4 separate regions of the Homo sapiens genome follow, and all the other regions are linked to region 2. The links are chromatin loops, found by intact Hi-C in ENCODE. Cell type or tissue: A673. All regions are shown on one strand. Region 1 overlaps ALDH1L1-AS2 (ALDH1L1 antisense RNA 2). Region 2 overlaps ALDH1L1 (aldehyde dehydrogenase 1 family member L1). Region 3 has its middle 80 kb from the start of ALDH1L1. Region 4 has its middle 65 kb from the start of LINC02016.

Region 1 (5,000 bases), 65 kb before region 2:
TAAATAATACTCTACTGTATAAAAGTATTAATTTTTTTATTCATTCTCCAATTGGTGGGCATTTGACTTGTGTTCAGGTCTTGACTATGGTGAATAGGCTGCTGTGAACATTCTACAAGTCTTTGTGTGGATGTATATCTTCATTTCTCTTGGGTAAAATACACAGAAGTGGAATGGCTGGGTCAAAGAGTGCATAGTTAATTTTTAATAACATAATTTGAAAAATAAAGCAAAAAGCTACAGCAATTACAAAAGGTGGTGGCCAGCCCAGGAATAAGCAAACACCAACTGCAGAGAATGGAGAATATAAGAATGTGTGTGCTTCCCATCTTCAGCCTCAAGCGGGCCCTCATGGCCACAGCCACCTCAGGAACCCTCCTTAGAACTCTTCAGTAACATTTGTAGGGGCCATTGATTTGAATCAGGCTCCTCTCCTGCATCCAGCAGACCAAGCCAATATGGAGTCACTCATGCTAAATGTCACTAATTTCCTTAAGAGTATACTAAGGCAACAAATAGCTGAGTTTGGTTAGTTAAGGCTTGAGCCTTATGTCATAGTAGGCAGTCAGCCGACCCAGTGAGATAAAACGCTGAGCTGTAGCCAACTTAGTTGTTCTTTTTGCTCCATGTTGGTTTTCTGTTCATAAATGCTGTCTGACCATGTGGCAGGCAGGAGTTCTCTGAACTTGTTCTAGTTCTAAGGGCTGCCCAGCTTGCAAGTTTTTTTCCCCTTAAATAAACCTGATAAATTTAAGCTTGCCTGAGGTTTTCCCTTTTCAACAGATCAGTGAATGTGAAGAAACTCAAAGAGGAGCATAGTGACCCCCAGGAGCAGGGGGTGGCAAAGCAAAGGCACCCACCAGGCCCATTGTGCCCACTGATCCCCTGGAACTGGGGATGGTGGATTGAGCCCTCTCGGATTCTGAGCTCCACTCATTCGGGTTCTGAGCTCTCTGAGCTTATTTGAGAAATTTGATCCAGACTGGGTTCAGAAATCTTCAAACTGGACTGGATCCTATAGAGGTTTCAGATGTCTGGCTGGGTCAAGAAGAAACTGAACTGGGTGTGGTAGGTAGGGTTCCTAGGAGATAGGGAATCATGGGTTCACTGGGATCCAAGGAGCTTAGAACTCCCCCATCTGGGACTCTAGTCAATTTCTTGTATATGAACTATGGACCCAGAATCAGGGCTTTTCTGGAGAAATGGGTGAGCCTTACCAAAAATAATTTAGAGTTACAGCAGCCACAGTGGGGAAGTTTGTTTGCTTGTTTGATGAGACAGAGTTTTACTCCTTTTACCCAGACTGGAGTGCAATGGTGCGATCTCGGCTCACTGCAACCTCTGCCTCCTGGGCTCAAGGGATTATTCTGTCTTAGCCTCCCAAGTAGCTGAGATTACAGGTGCACACCACCCCCCGCCCCCAGCTAATTTTTGTATTTTTTGTAGAGATGGGGTTTCACCCTGTTGCCCAGGCTTGTCTTGAACTCCTGGTCTCAAGTGATCCATCCCCCTCAGCCTCCCAAAGTGCTTGGATCACAAGGATGAGCCACTGTGCCTGGCTGAGAAGTTTTAATTTAGATAAAATTGTTTATTTTCAGGGAAAAATTAGAAATACAAAGAGAAAAAACCCACAAGAACAACGGAATGCATTTTTAATTGGTATGCAGAAACATGTAAAAGATTAAACAAAGAGTGTCTGACTTAAAGGTTTCTTCCCAGGAGACAAATAAAAAGCTTAATCAGCAAACTGAGGACCAGAGGAAGGAGGACTGCCGCTCATTGAATTGAATTAACTCTGACTGCTCCTTGCTGTCTTTGCCATTACTTCAATACCCTGAGTCCACTGATTGTTTTGCTCAAGTACCTTTCCATCTTGAGGAAAATGAAAAGGAGAGGTTGGACAACTGTCTTACAAAGTGAGACCCTCTGAACACCTAGGCCTGCCTGCTGTAACCACTTTTACTCCATGCTCTGAAGCTGAACTTAGAGCCTTCATAAGATACTTTCCTGATGCAAGAGAAAATCCTCAAATGTTTACCTAGGAATTTAGAATCCCCATAGGAGCTTATGATCCAGGAACTTCTGACTTTATCAATTTATTCACTTGATTTTGGGACTTGGTAAAGCTCAAAGGTGTATGAAAGCAGCAGAATAGAGAGAACCCGAGGGGATATTAAAGACCTTAAAAAACCTTCTTGCTACAACAAGCTGGAAGAACACTGAAAACCTTTTAAATTCAGTTCCTAAGTCTTCTCCACAAAAAAAGGATCCATCTGTCAGACAGTCTTGCAGGTGAAAAAAGGACGGACCCATTTCATATTGCAGAGCTGGTTTAGAAACACTATTTGTGAAACATTCTGCACTCAAAAGACAGCAAGGAGAATTTCCTGTAGGGACTAAAATGGCATTAACTGCTCTATTTATAAACAAACGTTGTCCCGAATTTAGCAGTTGCATTAAGAAGCATGAACTTGGATGGGGAATGACAGACATGGTTGAATTCGTGGCTTTAGCTGAGCATTTTCAAAGGACTCCAGAATAAGAAAAAGCACAAAAAGCTAATAAGCTTATGTCTTTTCAATTGCAACAATTACAGGGGCCAAAGCCAAAGGGACCATCTTCTCCTTGTTTTAAACCACAGCCTAAAGAACCTAGAGTAAGAAACCCTTCACCCCAAGATGTCTGCCTACATTGCAAACAGCCAGGTCCCTGGGAGAGAGGCTGCCTAGTCATCCAAGTCTACCAAGGAGCCTCCTCCTTTCAGCGGGGATGGTCTGCCCACTAGAGGGAGTCCATGAGATCACAATCAGCCTGGCTGCAGGAGGGACCCTCCAGCTAGCTGTTGCCTGTGATGCCTTTTGATAAATAATGAGAAACAGAGGCTAAGACAAGCAGGGAACGTGTACCATGCTGGTGAATATTGGGGCTACTTTATCTTTCACAAACCCCACTTTAATAAGCTGTTAAAGCAAACTAAATATGGCTTGAGAAGGACTCTGTACTTCTATGTTTGAGTCCTTGTGGATGAACTGCAACCTAACTTAATAGGTGGACAAGATTGAAAATCTAACTTAGGAGTATGCACCTGTAACAATCGCTGAGTCCTGGCCAATCCCAGCAGCCATACTTCAACCACCCATACACCACTCAGTGTTCAAACTGTGTTCAAATAAGGCAAACGCCGAGCTGTAACCAATCCAGCTGTTCTGTACCTCACTTCTGATTTCTGCAAGTCACTTCCTTTTTTTTTTTGTCTATAAATTTGTTCTGTCCACGAGGCAACCCTGGAGTCTCTCTGAATCTGCTGTGATTCTGAGGGCTGCCCAATTTGTGAATCGTTCATTGCTCAATTAAACTTTTTTAAATTTAATTTGGCTGAAGTTTTTCTTTTAACATGGTGTCAGAAGCGGGATCCAAAGTACAGCTTCTAGCGACCCCCAGGAGTACTGAGTGAACAAGCAAGGTAACTGCAGGACCTATTTGTGTCCATTGATCTCTCAGAATGGCTGGGGATCGTGGGTAAATTCTCTCTCGGATTTCGGAGCTCCATGGATTTGTGTTTTGAGCTCTCAGTTTCTTTGAGCAAATTTCTGATCCAAGCTGGGTTTGGAAGTCATGACAGAAACTGGACTGGGTCCAGGAATGGATTTGATCTGGGAATTAACTGGCTTGGATCCAGTTAGAGGACTCTTACATCTGACTGGGTCAGAAAGGAACTGGTCATAAATGGTAATATTGCAGGGGGTGTAAAATTTGGCTTTTAAAAATTTTCAGGGATTTTTGTATTCTACTCTTTTGTTTCATTTTTCTTGTGCGTTTAGGTGGGAAAAAAAATTCATTGGCTAAGTTAATCTAGGAAACCTGATAGTAAAGCCAATGTTTTAGGTAAAAATGGGATCCTTAATTTCTGGAAAACCAAGTTCCTTCTGGCTTATACATTAGGCCCGGGAGGCAGCAAAGTCTTACAGAAACAGCGAAACGTTACTAAAGATAACTTACAGTGGTACATTCCAAATAAACAACAAATACACTAGAGTGCATTAATTTTTTTTCTTTTGTGTTGCAGCAGGTCCCTGAAACAAACAAACAAACAAAAACTGGATTAGGTCTCCATCTTGTTTTATGTCATTGGTAGCTTGAACTTGTAACTTCGTGGTGGTACTTTCTCTTGGTCTCTGCCTTCCAGGGGATAGGAATTTTAGGGTTCATGTCACAGCAAACTCTAAAAATTATCTTGAGTAGTTGAAAGGCTTTGCAAGCTCAAAATTAACTACTCTAGACTCCTTCTGGGAAGGGCGATGGAGACTGCCCAGTATTGTAGCTCAGTAGCTAAGGTTTTGTCCTTTCACATTGGTGGCCTGGGTTTGATTCCAAGCTTAGAGAATGAGTACTTTCTGGTTAACACCTGTGTGACTTTTACCACTTCCTGATTTTCTTCCCATCCATGAACAACCTCTAGCTTCCCTTCTTAAATCTTCCTTTCTCTGAGCTACCTTTAAAAATTCCAGGTTTTGTAAAAACTGCTTACCACCTCTTTGAAAATACCTAGTACACTTGTGGTTAAGTCATATCCTTAGTTGAGCTTTGTTGGTTTCATCTGTAAGGTTACCATTGGTAAAGTTCAGAAGCCAGAAATATTGGCCATTTGGCCTGGCTAAAGTCAGGTAATAAGAAATTTAAAAGGAGTTTTTAGAAAGAGCACTATGGTTAAAATTCAGCTTAATTAAAAGCAGATATTCAAGCTCTAACAGCCTTGGGCTCTTTGGGAAAAATAAGAGGTGCCAGAGACCCCATTTTGGAAAAAAAAAAAAAAAAAAGCTGTTTTCTTCATGGAATCCCAGGCATTGGAAATGGATAGATCCCTCTCAAAATCTAAGGCTCTGTTCTTTAGACCAGACCAAATGGTATAAAAATGAGACCCTTAATTTTTGAAGGTCGGTTTTGCCTTCCAGCTGTGACTGCTTATTATATTAGGCCCTAGAAACTGCATGCTTTCCTGG
Region 2 (5,000 bases):
CTGAGAGTCTCTGCTTGGACATGTGCCTTTGAGAGGGACGGGAAAGAATGCCAGGTCGTTTCCAGCCCACCTTACTGGAGTGGAGTGGAGAGGAGGTGCAGGGTGGTGGCAGGTGGCAGGAGGGCTCGGAAGGGTCTTGCACCTGCTTCAGAGACTGGGAACAGAGTTCCTCCTACCCCAAGGAAGAAATTAGGCCACTGCCACACTTGCACACTTCAGCAGTAGCCCCAGTGTGAGACTACCTTGTCTACTACTTGAGCCCTCCACCGTTAGGACATTCTTCTTCGACCTGAGTCCTGTGTTTGCCACTCCTTCTTGACTGTGACCTTGTGGCATCATGAGCCAAAGCACGCCTATGGTAGATACACACGTGAACATATCCAAAACACAGGTTTCAAAGCAGGGCTTGCTTTTATGGCTGCATACTGACATTTTTCTATCCTGTCCATCCTATAGAATTGGCCAAGTCCTTGCAGAAGACAGAGAGCACACTCAAAATGAGTCATTTGAGAGGAGTTAATGAAAGACTCATCTGCAAAGGGAGAGGGAGGGGGTAGGGACACAGACAGGACAGTGCGGTGCCCTTGGGACGGAGCATCAGGAGGGGCTGAGGATGGGGCCTTGGCAGAAGGGGCATGGCTGTCTTGTGGCGGCAGACAGGAGGCACTGGCTTTGCCCTCCCTGGGCTGCCCTCACCACACCCCACCGGCTCCCCTCACCACACCCAGCAGGCACCAAGGTGAGGGAGCCTGCACGGATGGCACACTCAGGGCAGGAACAGGGTGGGGACCTTGGGGTGTAGACACACAAACAGCCCTCTCCCAGGGCCCTGTCTTCCCTTCCTGTGTAAACCCTCCCAGGGTTGTCCTTTGGCCATGCTTCTCCTCCACACCTGCTCATGTGGACAGGGGCCGCCTCACTGGGGCCCCAGGAGGAGGCCAGGGAAGCAGGCAGGGGTATCTGTGTGCAACTGGCTTAGGGAGAACTTGTCATGGCTCTGCTTCCACTATAGGTCATCTGCCAGGTATCCCTGGCCCAAGTCACCGACGTCGACAAGGCAGTGGCCGCAGCCAAGGATGCCTTTGAGAATGGACGGTGGGGGAAGATCAGTGCGCGGGACCGGGGCCGGCTGATGTACAGGTGGGAGCCCAACATGTACCTGCCAGCCACTGCCACCATCAGCTTCTGGGCAGTGGCACGGGGGGGACTTCTGTGGAGGCCCTTTTACCTGCCAGGAGGAGCTGGGTCCTGGGGAGGCTATGGGACCGAGGCCATCAGATGGGCCAGGCTGGGGCTCCTTGCCTGAGGCTCAGAAAAGGCTTCTCAGAGGAAGGGATATGAGAAACAGGAGACATTTCAGCAGAGTGGGCTCAGGGGAGGTGCCTGGTGGAGGTGAGGAGGTGCGGAAGCCAAGGGATGCTTCCAAAGTGGGCGCAGGCTGGGCCTCCCAGGCAGACAAAGCACTTCCCTCACCAGCCTGGGCTGGAGGGGACTTAGCTCCTGCACGCAGAAGACAGCAAGGGCCAGAGAAGGGCTGGCCTGGTCTCTGCTTGCTCAGCCAGGCTCTGACTACTGGAATCTATAGGTTTCACATTTTCTATTAAAAAAAAAAAAAAAATTTAAGCCAGGGAGAAAGGGGCCTTCTCTCCTTAGTTCCAGTTCAGACGTCTTAGGCAAGGACTTATGATGACTTTAGCTTATGACCTTAGAGTGAGAGGAAGGCCTGGAAGAGAGGTGCTGTGCCCCTGGAACCACAGGGCCTGGCGGGAAGGAGCAGTCACCCTCACAGAGGTGGAGTGATGTTCCTGGGAGAAGAGAGGGTGCGGCCAGATGAGCCGAGAACACAGGTGTCTTGGGGCCTGGCTCTTTCGCTGGGGTCCTGGGAACGTCTAGGGGTGCGAAGCCAAGTTATGGCGTGGTCCCAACGAAGCTCCTCACCTGGCAGGAGAGACCCTGCCTTGGCCTTGCGGTCAGAATGGCTTCTGTTTCTGTTATACTCCAGAGGCCAGAAAAGCCGGGGCAGCCCAGCAGCAGGAAACTAGAGAGAGGGGTTGCAAGAGCATGGTCTGCAAAACCGAATGGAGATTAGGGTTGGGGCAGGGAGGGCTGTGGGGGTCGGGCATGCCCAGCCTTTCATAGGTTCCAGTCCCCTTCGCAAGCCCCTCAATTCTAGAAAGGCACTGGCCACGCCAAGTGGTCCCTAGAGTTCCTGGAGGTCAGGAAGAGCTGTGAAACAAGCACGACAGGTGGCGGGAGAACCTCTGGCCTGGGCCCTGCGTGCGCGTTTGGTGGACCGCACAACCAACAGCGTGCGTGGGGTCCCTCCCTTGGCCTCTGCTGCCATCTGGTGGCTTGTATCATAACAGATTCTACTCACCCATAATGACAGTGAGGGGGGCACCCTGGGCAGCTGTAAGTGGACCCCTTCCTGTCCTATGCAAACTCTCAGGCCCCGTGAAGACCTGGGAGTGCCCATTACTGGTTCTGCCTCAGCTCAGCACAGCAGAGGCTGGGTCTAGGTGTCCCGGAGGGGGCAGTTCAGGAGCTCCCAGATAAATGGCTGCAGAGCACCCTGTCAGGGTGGCGGGACCACCGTGGGTGTTAGGGAACACGAAATTCACTGCAGGAATCAGACATTACACAATTGTGGAAGCTAGGAAGAAGGATCCAGAGGGAGAGTTAGACAAGGTTCCTAGGCAGTCCCCTGAACTCCTGGTAGACAGGATAGAACCTCCAGGGAGTAGGAGCAGCCGTATCCAGCTGCCAAGTGGGGCCACAAAGAGGAGCTCCTGGGAAAGACCGTGGGGGAGCTGCTGGCTCTGCCCAGATACCACTGTGGTCCACGGCTGAGAATCTGACGGTGGTCCAGGCTGCTGGTGGTCAGTAGGGCCGGCCGAGCCTGCTGGGCACCCCTGCATCTGCCCTGCAGACCTTCAGAGGGAGATGGCAGCAGCTTCACTTCTCCTGCACTGCTACCCTGGCACCCAGGGACTGGGCTCTGGGGAGCATGGGTGCCAGGGTGTGAATTCAGCAGCCTAACTGAATTAACAATAGAATAGTCCTGCAAGGCAGCCTCTCAGAGCTTCCCGAATAGTGCACTCGGGTGATGGATACTTTAGAAAGTGTGTCCTGGGAACTGGATTGATGACACAGCCATGTCACACACAGGTGGAATTATCTAGAAATGTGGGGGATTCAAAGGATTGGGGCTGATGAAGGAGAAGGATGTGAGCAGGGGAGGCATGGCACACCACAAGCTTTAGTGGGCTGCAGGTTGGGTAGGGTTGCAGGAGACGAGCAGTGAGACTGTCCCAAGGCTGCCGTGTGGGCTTCCATGTCCAGGTGACAACACACAGTGATGCAGTGGGAGCCTCTGGGTCTGAGGGCTGCCAAGGGCAGTAGCAGCTTTCACCTTATCACCCCAAGGCCCTGTTTTATCAATGGGCAACAACTGCTGGTTGAGGTTCCTCTGGGTATGCAAAGCAGCGGGCCCTAAGTGGCTAAAAACGTACCTGTTTGGGCTACTTTAAGCCTAACTGGGAGTGGGAAAATTTGAGTTTGGTGCCAGCAGGCTTTGGAGCAAATGGGTCTCATTTATATAACAAAGAGGCAGCTCCTGTCTTCGCAGCTGGGGAGCCTAGTCCTCTATCGGCCGCTAGGTGATGTTTTCACTATTTGCTGTACAAAATCGGTTTTTCTCAGGAACCGATTTACGCATGGGCTCTCCTTGCCCAGGGTGGCCTCGCTCAGTTGGTTTTATGCAGCAAACCTGAGCTGAGTGCTTCCCAGTGCTGTGCTGGAGCTGGGCGCTGCAGAGAGCAGGGAACCAGACAGCGCCCTGCCTCCTGCAGCCTGGATTCCAGTGGGCAGGCAAATCGTGATGAAATTATCATCTACCTGAATGTCTGTTACAAACTGTAGTGGTGGGGGAGTGAAGAAAGGCAGAGGAGGCTATCAGAGGATGTGACAGGGAGCTCTGATCAGTCAGAACATGGTTGGGGATTTGGGTCGGCTTCCCATTGAGTCCGTGTCTGAAACAAGTACAGAAGGCTAAGAGGAGAAACAGGAGTGTGGAAAGGGGGCCCAGACATGCAACACAGCCCCTAAAAGCCAAGGCAGGAGGCCTGACTGACCTGAGCACCTGGAAGAGGCCGATGTGAGGAGGAGGAGGGAGGCAGAGGAGCTGGGGTCTTGTGGCCCCAGAATGAAATGGAAATGGCCAGGAGCTGCTTGGCCAGGCACAGAGTTGCAGATGCATCCTGAGTGGCGTGGACAGCTGTCACGGGTCCTGGTGGGTGTAGGCAGGTGAGGACCGGAGCAGGCCTGGGGTGCGTGTGGGCTTCATGGTGCCTGGGTGCAGAGGGGAGCAGTGTGGGAAACGGCTGGCAGGCTTTGGTCCCACACTTGCCTCTGGGCCCGAGCTGCCCTGTCTCCAAGGCTGAGTTTGCTCTGGGCCTGTGGTCTCCACTTTCCCTGTCCACCCTCCCCCTAGGGGATGAGAGGGGCACCCTCATAACTCCCAGGCTGCCCACAGCTGCACATCCGTCAGAATCAAGGGAGGGCAACCCGACCTCGGCATGCTCAGGCTGAAGCCAGTCTGTGTAAACGCGTCAGCCCCCACGTTGCTCCCTAGTCAGCCCTTCTGTGATGGGGATGGGGCCACCTCTCCATCTCTGGAGATGCCAGGCTCAGGAGCATGCCCCCACCATCCTGGACTGAACAGTTGGTTTATTGGTGCTGGAAAGACAGATGGACTTTCTCCTGGTTCAAGCTTTCCGAAGACAGGAAGGGCAGCCTCTTGGGCCATGACCCCTTTGCTGTCTGCAGCAAGTGGGTGAATGCCTCTGCAGGATAATTTCGGAGGAATAGGATAAAGTAGTGGATCCACAAATACTTCAGGAAGGAAGCGAGGGAAGATCGAGGAAAGGAGAGAGGGACAGAGGGTGTCATCCTCACAGCTATCCGGTGGAGTAAACGGTGCTGGCCCATTGCATGGATCA
Region 3 (5,000 bases), 130 kb before region 2:
CAATTTTGGTTGACCTATGGTTAAACCTTGAGATGCTGATGGTAAGCCCTCTGTGTGGTCTGCAGATGAGGCTAAATCCCAGGCCTAGTGTGTGCAGCCGACCTGTGCACTGCATGCTGCCCTGGCCACACCTTGAAGGAAACTCTGTCATCTATCTCCTCTGTGACTTTAGACAACTTCGCTGTCCTCTCTGAGCCTCAGTCTACTCATCTGTAAAATGGGGAGTGCATTAGTTTCCTGCTGCTGCAGTAACAAATAGCCACAAACTTAGTGGCTCCAAACAACACACACCCACTCTCTAATGATTCTGGAGGTCAGAGGTCTGCGGTGGGTCTCACTGGGCTGAAATCAAGTTGTTGACAGGGCTGCATTCCCCCCTGGAAGCTCTGTTTCCTTCCCTTTTTCCCTTCTAGAGGCTGCCTGTACTCCTTGGCTTCTGGCCCCTTCCTCCACATCACCTCATTTCCACTGGCTCGCCTGCCCTGCTTTTTCATATTTAAGGACCTTGTGTCCACCCGGGTCATCCAGAATGATCTGCCTACCTTAAAGTCAGTTGCTTGGCAACCTTAATGCCGCCTGCAAATTTTATCTCCCTTTGCCATGTAAGGTGACATATTCCCAGGTTAGGGAGATCAAGACATGGACATTGCTGAGGGGCTGTATTCTGTTTCCCACAGGGAGGAGAAGTGAACCAACAGCAAAGTGTTTCTCAAACACAAGAGAGAGAGTGCAATGTTAGCTTGGAGAGGGCTGGACTCATCAGGTGATGCTGGGTAGAAAGGAAAAGCAGACTCCATCTACAACGACAGCTGAAGGGAATGACAATATTGTCAGCAGATGCTAGGGCAAGGACACGCCTCGGCAGTAGATAAGCCAGCTGGGACACGGGCTCAGGAAAAGGGGTGGAGGTCCCTGAACTGACTGGGATTTTGGTTAAATTAAAATAGAAAACGGAGACAGATTAATTTGAGCAACAAATTGCATTAAAATGACATGCGCACCTTTGTGGGCTAAAACTCATCCTCACTGCATATAGGTCTTTGGTTTGTGGAAACAAATCTAAGTTTGAAATGTGAACATCTTCTAGCTTATTTTATTTTATTTTGCCTTATATTTTGAGCACAGGCCTGGATTTGGGGGCATTCAGCTTGGGGGTCCAGAGGGCTCATCCTAGAGAAGCTATGGAGAGCCGATCTTCATGGGCCTTTTCTGCTGGGGCCTTGCCTGGGAGCCCCTGGCTCTGAGACAGGGTGGCCCAAGCTGGGCTTGGCGGGAGTGAGGGGGGCACGAGAGGAAGTGGCGGTGGCCACATGCTAGTGGCTGGAAAGAAAGCTCTGACAGCTTGGGCCTTGCTCTTGGCAGGAGGGTCTCAGACCCCCCAGCCCCACCTTGCCCGCCAGAGAACAGTTACTCAAGAGGCAGCAGAAAGCCCTGGGGTGTGCTGAGTTTTGTGTTGGCCGGGCCACTGAGATGATGCAACTCCACTCTGCATTGTGCAATGAGATGAAAGGGCCACCAGGGAGGGCGCACACACAGGGGCTTTGCATCAGCCACACATTGAACTGGGTCACAATCAGTTATACACACAGACAGTCTAAGATTCAGAGGAAAAGGAAGACATAAAACTCACACCCTGAGAGCCCAGGAGAGACCAGTGAAAAGGAGGAGGAGGGGGAGAAGGAAGAGGAGGGAGGGAGGAGGGGGAGAAGGGAGAGGAGAGGAGGGGGAGAAGAAAGAAGGGGAAGTAGGGGGAGGAAGAGGGGAAGGGGGAAGAGATGGGGAGAAAGAAGAGGGAAGGAAGGAGAGGAGAAGGAAGATGAAGAGAGGAAAGAAGGGTGGGGAGGAGGGGGGAGAAGAAGGGGGAAACGGGAGAAGGAGTGGGAGAAGAACAGGGAGGAAGGGAAGAAGAAGGAAGGGGGGATAGAGGAAGGGGAGGCAGGAAGAAAGAGAGGGGTAGGGGAGGAGGAGATGTGGAGAGGAAAGAGGGGGAGGGAGAGGGGGAGAAGAAGGGGAGGAAGAGGAGAGAGGAAGGGGAAGATTACAGGAGGGAGGAGGTTAGGCAGGAGGAGGGGAAGGAGGAGGAGGGGAAGAAGATGGGGGGAGGAGGAGAGGGAAGAGGGAAGGGAGGAGGGAGAGGAGGACAAGGAGGGTTTGGGTTAAGGTTAGGCTTGGATTAGGGTTAGGAGGAGGGAGAGGAGGACAAGGAGGGTTTGGGTTAAGGTTAGTCTTGGATTAGGGTTAGGAGGAGGGAAAGGAGGACAGGGAGGAGGGGAGAAGGAAGAGGGGGAGGGGGAAGAGGTGAAGAGAAAGAAGCGAGGAGGGATGGGGAGGAGGAAGAAAAAGATGTGGAGAGGGAAGGGGCTAGAGGGAGGATGGGGAAGAGGAGGAAGAAGAACAGAGGGGGAAGAGGAAGATGTAGAGAGGGAAGAGGGGGAGGGAGGGGGAAGAGAAGGGAGGAAGGGGAAGAATAGAGGAGGGAGGAGGGAGGTAGGAGAGGAAGAGGAAGGAGATGTGGAGAGGGAAGGGGGAGGGAGAGGAAGAGGTGGAGAGGGGAAGAATGGAGGAGGGAGGAAGAGGGGAAAAGGAGGAGGGGAGGAGGGAGGAGGGAGGAGGGAGATGTGGCACTCATGCTAGGTGCTCTGCCACAACGGATGGAAACCTGGCACCTCCTGCCCCACAGTAGGTCTCCGTCCTGGATCTCCACTGTCACCCTGAGGCTGACGCTAGTGTGTAAAAATAGGTATGGCTCACGCAACAAGGTCCTGAAATTCTCCGCTGAGCTACATAAACAGCGATCCGATCCAAGGGTGGAGGAAAACCCAACAGCGTTGACTTTGCGAGGCCCATCGCTCTCTGTGTGGCAAGTTATTAAGGCGTTTCTAGTGGTTTTGGGTTGTCTGTGCCCCGTCTTAGAACCTGAGCCATGGGGGCACGGCCGTATCCCCCGACCCCATCTGCAAGAGTTTCCAGAAGACCGGGATTGGGGCCATCAGCAGCCCTCCACTGCCCCCCGCTGGTCAGGCTGTGGGGCCCGTGCAGGACCTGAAGGCCATTAGATAGGCACCAGGAGACACCAGTCCCTGGGGTGCTTGGGGGCTGCAAGCTTTGTCCAGTCTTGGAGAAGAGCCCTTTCCCCTCAGCAGATGATGCTGGGACCTGCCACTGTGAGACCAGCCAGGCCGCGCCCTCCCGGGGGCCCCACTTCTTCATGCATAAAGTGGGGCTTTCAGCGAGGAGGTCTTTATGCTCTTCCAGGTCTGACATCTGGAATTCTGAGATTAAGAACAAAAGAAAAACCTTCTCCAACCCAAGTAAAGGATGCACAAATGGCTGAATTTCCCCCTGTGTGGAGTGTGGAGGCACAGGGATTCTCAAAGCCTGTTTCTTTTTGATACCTTTTAATTTCAAAATGTAGATATCTTTGTACATTTTTCTGGTTATTGAAGCAATATGAACAGATGAAACTACCCTCAACTTCCCCAGTACCAAGGAACTAAAACCATAAATTATATTATTGTGTCACTTGCTACTCACCAGACTGGCAAACACAGAAAAGCCCATGGGTTGTTGAGGGCAGAGGAGAGGAGGACCTGGGGCCTTTCACACCAAGGTGCAAGTGGGAGGGGCACACAGACTGGGGGTGGGGGAAGTGTCAGCAGCACCCATCACAGGAAGTGCAGCTGCCTGGCCTCTGAGCATCTGAGCAGTTGTACTTCTGTGAATCTGTCCTGCAGAAGGGCTTGCCTGAGGCCACCACACAGGCCCCACCAGGAGCAAGTATTTTTTCTTAGAGCAAAAAATGGAAAGTGAACTGAGGGAGGGGAGCTGGCTGATGGCGCACATGAGGATAGATGAGTCACACCCACTGTGGCCACACCCTCTGCAAAGTGACTTTGCTGTCCTGCTGAGGAGGCTGGGGATGTGGTTCCCACCCTCCAACAGGTGCTGGCCTGGGACACACAGAATGTACCAGAGTGGCCTTGTGCAAGTCCAGGGCTCGGGCCTGGAGGGGCCCTTCACCCTTTGAGAGCCCTGAGCCCACCGTGCTATAGGAAAGACCAGTCCAGCCTTCAGAGGGCAGGGGTCATGTGGAGAGAAACTAAGGTGCCCCAGTCGACCGCCAGCACCAACTGCCAGACACGCCAGAGAGGCCATCCCAGCCCCACTAGCCCTATTGAGCAGACAGGTGACAGTAGCCATGCGAGTGACTCCTGGATGGACCAGCAGAAGGCCTGCCCCTGCTGGCACCCTACAGATTCATAAGCAATAATAAATCGTTGTTTTTAGTTGCTATGTTTTTGGGCGGTGTGATGGTTAATTTTATGTGTCAACCTGGCTAGACTGTGGTAGCCAATTTTGGGTTAAAGTCAGTCTAGCTGTTGCTGTGAGGATATTTTTTAGATGAGATTAACATTTAAATCAGTAGACTTTAAGTAAACCAGATGACCCTTCAAAATGTGGGTGGGCCTCATCCAATCAGTTGAAGGTCTCAAGAGAAAAGACTGAGGTCCCCTGAAAAGCAAGGAACTCTGCCTGCAGACTGCCCCTAGACTTGAGCTGCAACATCACCTCTTCTATGGGCCCCTGCCTGCCACTCTGCCCTGCAGATTTCACATTTGCCGGCTCTCACAATGACATGAGCCAATTTCTTTAACTTTATGTAGGTACATGTCTATCGATCTATACACACACATATCCACACATACACACACACTCTCTCTCTCTCCACACACACATACCCCTATAGTTCTGTTTCTCTGGAGACCCTAACACAGATGGTTTGTTATACAGCAGAAGCTAGTGAATACAAATGCTACCCAGTCATGAAAAGGAATGAGGTACATATCTATGTGCTACTGTGAAAATAGTTTCGTGATATATGAAGGGGAAAAAAGAGCTACTTGTAGAACAATATGCAAGCCTTACATATGAACCAGTGTGTGTTCATGCTTGTGTGCACACATAGCATATGTTGTGAGTGTGTATACAGCACATAGAAG
Region 4 (5,000 bases), 1.3 Mb before region 2:
TGGGCTGGGTCTGTGTGTGTGTGTGTGTGTGCACGTGCATGTGTGTGTTGGGGGGTGTCTAGTGGCTGGCTGCCACCTGAGAGGAGCAGATGCTGGGATGGGGAGAAGGGGATAGTCGAGACCACTCCCCCATGTCTAGCTTTGGTAGGGGTGGGTGTTGGGGACACGGTTAGCTGCAGTCATCCATCTTTTAAGGGCGGTCTTTATTTCTCAGATCCTTTTTTTATTGGTTCCCCTTCCCCCACAATAGGTTTCCGTGAAGAAAACCCCTGTTAACAACCTAGCATGTATCCTGTATTTTCTTTTGTGTTAATAAAATCCTATAGAGGCCTATATACATATACATATATACACACAAACTCACAGATTTTTTTGCCCATTGTTTTATAAAAATGGGATCGTATGTTACATTCTTATCTCCAAATTGCTTTTCTCACCCAATAATACCTTATAGAAATCCCTTTAAGTCTATTGGTAGGCAGGTAATTAAATTTTTTATAAGTTGCATAATATTCCGCTGTGTGGCCGTCCCGCCGCCTGCCCTTCCCCACTCCCCCGTCATGTCCACCTCCCAGCTTACGCCTCGGCAGCTCGGCTTCCAGAGCCCGGAAACGGCGCGCTGCTTCGCACCTCCTCTCCGCGATGCAGCCCGTTCCCTCCGCTGCCTGACTCACACGGCTGCCTCCTACTCACTGGGGATCCATCTGCAGCTCCTTCTCCAGGGCAGCGGCCGGCAGGGCTGGCGGGAGCAGGGGGCGCAGAGAGGTCAGGGGCAGTTGAAGTGGGGCCTCGTGAGCCAGGCCGTGACGGGGCTGGGTCTTGATCCTGGATTGGGGGCCTCCCGGAAGGCTCGAAGCAGGGAGTGCTGTGTGTTAAGAAGCCCTGTAGCTGGCTGGAGACCTGGAACCTGTGCTGGTCGTCCTGTAAGGCAGGGGACCTGGGTCCCTCCGCTCCTCCCCAGGCTCCCCATCCACCCCCTCCCTCTTGGTCCCCGCTGTCTCCATTGGCTTCTCCTCCCCCGTGGTGAGCCAGGCTGTCCTGAGTGTCCAGGGGCAGACGGCCCCCGCCCACCCGCTTCCTGCGGCTCCCCCCAGGCCCTCCGGCTTCAGTCTCCACAGCTGAATCCTGCAGGAAGCCATACAGTGGGAATCTCCGGGCAGCTTCTGGTTCGCCCTCGGGTCTGAGTCACTCTCTGTGCTCTGTCTCCCCACCTCCCCACTTCCTCTCTGGCAGGCACCGATGCCTTCTGCACATTGTTCCCCGGGGAAGGGAACCACCCCTGCCTCACCTGGCGGCTTCCACTCCCGGTGGGGCCGTGGTGCCAGGGGCGGACAGTGCCATGGACAGGGTGGCTGCTTTGGTTCCCAGACTCCCTGAAGCCGCTTGTAGGGCCCTTCTAGAAAGGCCTGTCGTCGGCCCGCCCCTCCCCTGAGGTCAGAGGGCATGGGTCATCAGCAGCCCCGGGGGCTTGTCCACCAGATGCAGCAGGGTGGGGCGGAACAGGCCCTGTGTCTGTTCTAATTGCCCTGTTTCACTTCCGAGGCTACCTGGCTTTTACACCACAGGACGCTGAGTTTCTAATTACTATAGGGAAAGAGAAAAGGAGTTTTCTTTTTCAATAAGTGTATTTAAGTGGAGGAAGATCTGAAGGAAATGCCCACATGACTCTAGTGGGGCCGGGCGCCCAAAACCTGAAGGAGAGTCCGTGAAGAGGCTGGGAGGGTGCCCGCCGGCTGCTGGTGGGCCAAACCCACTTTTCTTCCCGCACTGTTTTGAAAAGCTATTGAATTGTGGGATTCCCAAGCAAACGTGAATTTTCTGGCTTCTTTTGAAAGGTCTGGACACTGGGCAAGGCTGAGAGGGGGAGCAGCGTGCCTCCCCGGCCTCCCTGCTGGGTTCACGGGGGAGAGGTTTGCAGCCCGCGGGCATCCGAGTCCTGCCCAGGCGACTGGGAGGGCCAGGCCAGAAGGGCGTCTCCTGGGGTGGGAGGCCCATGCCGGGCCGCCCCCGGGACTCACGCTGCTCCCAGGCCCTAGAGAGGGCGCCCAGCCCGAGCGCCTGGGACAGGCAGTCGCGCAGTGAGCACCTGTAGAGGCTGGGGTTTGGGCCGTGGCGCTGGCGCCGGCTCGCGGAGCTTCCCTCCCGCCCTCGCGGTCCCCTCTCGGGCTCGGTCCCTTCTCGGGCTCGGTCCCCTCTGCACAGCTAGGGGCCGCTCGGCTGCGGCGCGGCGCTCTGGGGGCGGCAGGGGGCGCTGGCGGCCCGCGGGAACCCTCTGCAGCTCAGGACAAAGGCTGCGGGTGCGGCGCCGAGCCTGCGCTATGCTGGGACCCGGCGATGCAGCCCCGACTGCAGCCCGCTCCAGCCCATCCCGACCGCCAGCGCCGTCGGTAGTCCTCTCCCCCAGCGCACACCTCCGCCTCTCCTCCGCATCCCTCCCCGGCCATCTGTTTTGCACTTCCCCTCTCCATCCCTGGGCCTCTCTGTCTTCTGTCTGCCTCTCTAACTCCAATAAGGGCTGACCCTGTCTCTGAGTGCCCCTTGGGTCCCTGGCATCTCTCTGTTTTTCCTGTTCCAACTGTTTTCTCCGGAGGTCAGTTTGCTCTTCCAGAGAGGAGGCCCTGAGACCACATTAGCAGTGATGGGACCAGCGGAGAAAAAGCACCCCGCCTCCTCCACCTTCGCCTGCCCTTTGGCCTCTGTTGCAGGCTGGGCGCCTCTGACTGCCCACAGATAGTCTTCATGTTAATGCCAGGTCTTACTGGGTTCTCCCTCTGGTCCCACCATGCCCCCTGGGTTGCCTGGGGAAAGGGGGGAGGTTGGGATCCTGGCCTGGGCTCCCTGTGGTTGCGGGCAAAGCTGGTGCTGAATGGGAATGGAAGGCATTCTGAGGCTCCGGGCTGGGCCACGGGACCTGGCCTGCCTCTGCTGTGGCCTGCCGTCCCTGCTTGCCTAAGATCTTCCCTTCCATGTTCCCAGTTCCCTACACAAATAATGAAAATGTAGGGCTCTATGACATTTTCCAACTCTGATCATCTAGACTCTAGTGACATGGATCTAAAATCCCACACTCCTGGTTATCTGACCTTCAAAGCAGGTGCTTTATCCAGTTCTTAAGACAGTACTACGGGGAAAGTGTCAGCACGCCTATTTTATAGATGAGGAAGACTGAGGCCCAGAGAGCCGAAGGAGCTGCTGCAGGGACACCAAGCCCTGTCTGACTCTCAGCCTGGACCTGCTCCCCTGAGCCAGGCTGCTGTGCAAATGGTCAGAGGGCTCCAGGCTTTAGCTGTCAGAGGTTTCTCCACCACTGGAACCTTAGAAGCACAGAGGAGCCACCCTCATATGCCATGTACTGCATGATTCCATAACTGAGAAGTCTTCCTTGTGGTTTGGATGATGTGTCGTGCCAGTTAGGAACACTGAAAAGCAGATGCCAAGATGACGGAGCAAGAAGTGCAAGGGATTTATGGCAGGAATCACCTGCAAGAAATCCAGAGGAGAAGGAGCAGGAGTGGGTGGGGATTGCCTGAGACCATACTGTGGGTTTGAGCCTTCTAAGAAGAGAGAATAAGGCAGGCAGATTGGGTAAGAAGAGTGTTAGCCTGCAGCACAGCTCTGAGAAAATCTCTCCGGCCCAGTGGGACTCCCTGATAGACTGTCCACAGAGGAGCCCCAAGCTGAGCAGGAATGCCCAGGCCCTGGTACTGCTGCCACACTGGGCTTTTGGCTAGCAGAGTGTGGCCTCAGCCTGGCTACTTGGCAGGTTTTGCAGGCACAGCAGCTGCAGGCTGTGGGCTGATTGGGTCCTCAGGGCAGCTCTCTTTGGAAGGCTGAGAAGTTGGGTGGTATGGCTCTGTGGCTGGGGGCACCCACTATTCCAGAAAGCACACAGTGCTTGGAGCCAGCCAGACTTGCCACTTTCCAGCTGGGTGATCTTGAGCAAGTCTCTGAGCCTTGATGGCCTTACCTATAAAGATGATCAGACAGTTGTCTAGAGGATCCTGTGGGTAAAGTGTCTGGCAGAAGCTTGGCAGTAGACACTTTTAAAAGGTGGCTGCTTTGAGATAATTTTTCTTTATCTGAGGAGTTGGTATATCCCCTGCCCTTCTACTCAGAGGGCTGATTAGACCCTAGGTATGACCCCATACTTTTGATTCCTCACTGGGACCATGGGACTAATACTAGTATCTTCTTCACTGGTTCATCTTCCTACCTGTTAGAGGCAATAACATTTTCCTATTGTGTTGTTGGACTGAAAATTGCATTCTTGCTATTTGCCCATTCATTCATTCACCGACTCTGGCCCAGCACATCACCCTGTTTTATCTTCTCCATCTTAAGCCATCTTGTTTATTGAAGTGTTAATTGTCCTTAAGCTCTGGGAAGACTTGGCTCTTGTCAAAACTGTTCACAGCTGTGTCTTCAGAGCCTAGCTGCAACACCTCTTTGTCGAATGAGTAAATATATTTACCAAGAGCCTACCTCTTCTCATGTAGGGGTAGCATGTGGCGCCTCACGTCTAGGTGCTCCTAGTTCAGTGGAAAGCTGGACATGGACTGGATTTTAAACACTATATTATCAGAGCTGGGGCAAAGAAGGCACGTGGGGTTTTGGCTGGGTTTGGAGAGGGCTAGGGGTGAGCACAGACTTTCATCTTTCAGAGCTATGCAGAGGGTTTCTCTAGGAGTTGCAGAGTAACAGATAGGCATGAATGAAGTGGCCAGCTGTGAGCCTCCAGGGACTGGTGGGTACCAGGATGCTCTGGGAGCTCAGGTCTTGTCCAAGAGGCCTTTAAATTACATTTTTATAGCAGCACATGCAAGCCCACAAACAAGACTGTGGCCAAACAAGGCTCTTGGGCCCCTGTTTTGCTCTTCCTGGCCTAACCCTCTGCTTCCTTTTTGGGGAAGAGGTGGGAGCAGTGTGTAGAGTGTGTGTGCCCTGGGCTGGTACACAGCACATATTCACTCATTAGACGCCCCTTCAACCAACTCTGAGTA

The links. A loop is a pair of places that touch in the nucleus more often than their neighbours do. Peaks named below come from ENCODE experiments on the same cell type or tissue, not always from the same donor. Only the 100,000 strongest peaks of a DNase experiment are listed, where the experiment ranks them.
Region 1: it touches region 2 in a loop (5-fold over the local background); 56 of 110 quality-filtered maps call a loop at or near these places.
Region 3: a loop joins it to region 2, with 12 times the contacts of the local background. A loop is called at or near these places in 22 of 110 quality-filtered maps.
Region 4: it touches region 2 in a loop (5-fold over the local background); 2 of 110 quality-filtered maps call a loop at or near these places.

What each region holds. Positions count from the first base shown.
Region 1 is chr3:126,196,198-126,201,197 of GRCh38, reverse strand. All of the region lies in intron 1 of ALDH1L1-AS2 (ALDH1L1 antisense RNA 2), which reads right to left. It also overlaps a transcript of ALDH1L1 not described here. Among named protein-coding and RNA genes, the nearest start is that of ALDH1L1, 18 kb to the right of the region's middle. RefSeq lists an enhancer at 2,811-2,860. In A673, a CTCF peak has its summit at 2,776 (motif pointing right); DNase peaks (open chromatin) are centred at 1,737 and 2,777; H3K27ac peaks cover 2,354 bases.
Region 2 is chr3:126,131,675-126,136,674 of GRCh38, reverse strand. It overlaps ALDH1L1 (aldehyde dehydrogenase 1 family member L1), which reads left to right. Exons shown (of 23, transcript NM_012190.4): 12 at 1,013-1,140. Among named protein-coding and RNA genes, the nearest start is that of ALDH1L1-AS2, 46 kb to the left of the region's middle. RefSeq lists a silencer at 2,343-2,422 and an enhancer at 4,020-4,837. In A673, a CTCF peak has its summit at 2,359 (motif pointing left); a DNase peak (open chromatin) is centred at 2,324; H3K27ac peaks cover 1,199 bases.
Region 3 is chr3:126,257,648-126,262,647 of GRCh38, reverse strand. No RefSeq gene overlaps it. Among named protein-coding and RNA genes, the nearest start is that of ALDH1L1, 80 kb to the right of the region's middle. RefSeq lists an enhancer at 3,515-4,422. In A673, CTCF peaks have their summits at 1,505 and 3,022 (motif pointing left); DNase peaks (open chromatin) are centred at 1,517, 2,987 and 3,857; H3K27ac peaks cover 4,059 bases.
Region 4 is chr3:127,452,972-127,457,971 of GRCh38, reverse strand. No RefSeq gene overlaps it. Among named protein-coding and RNA genes, the nearest start is that of LINC02016, 65 kb to the right of the region's middle. RefSeq lists a silencer at 1,948-2,377 and an enhancer at 4,904-5,000. In A673, CTCF peaks have their summits at 2,017 and 2,218 (motif pointing right); a DNase peak (open chromatin) is centred at 2,241; H3K4me3 peaks cover 389 bases; H3K27me3 peaks cover 3,828 bases.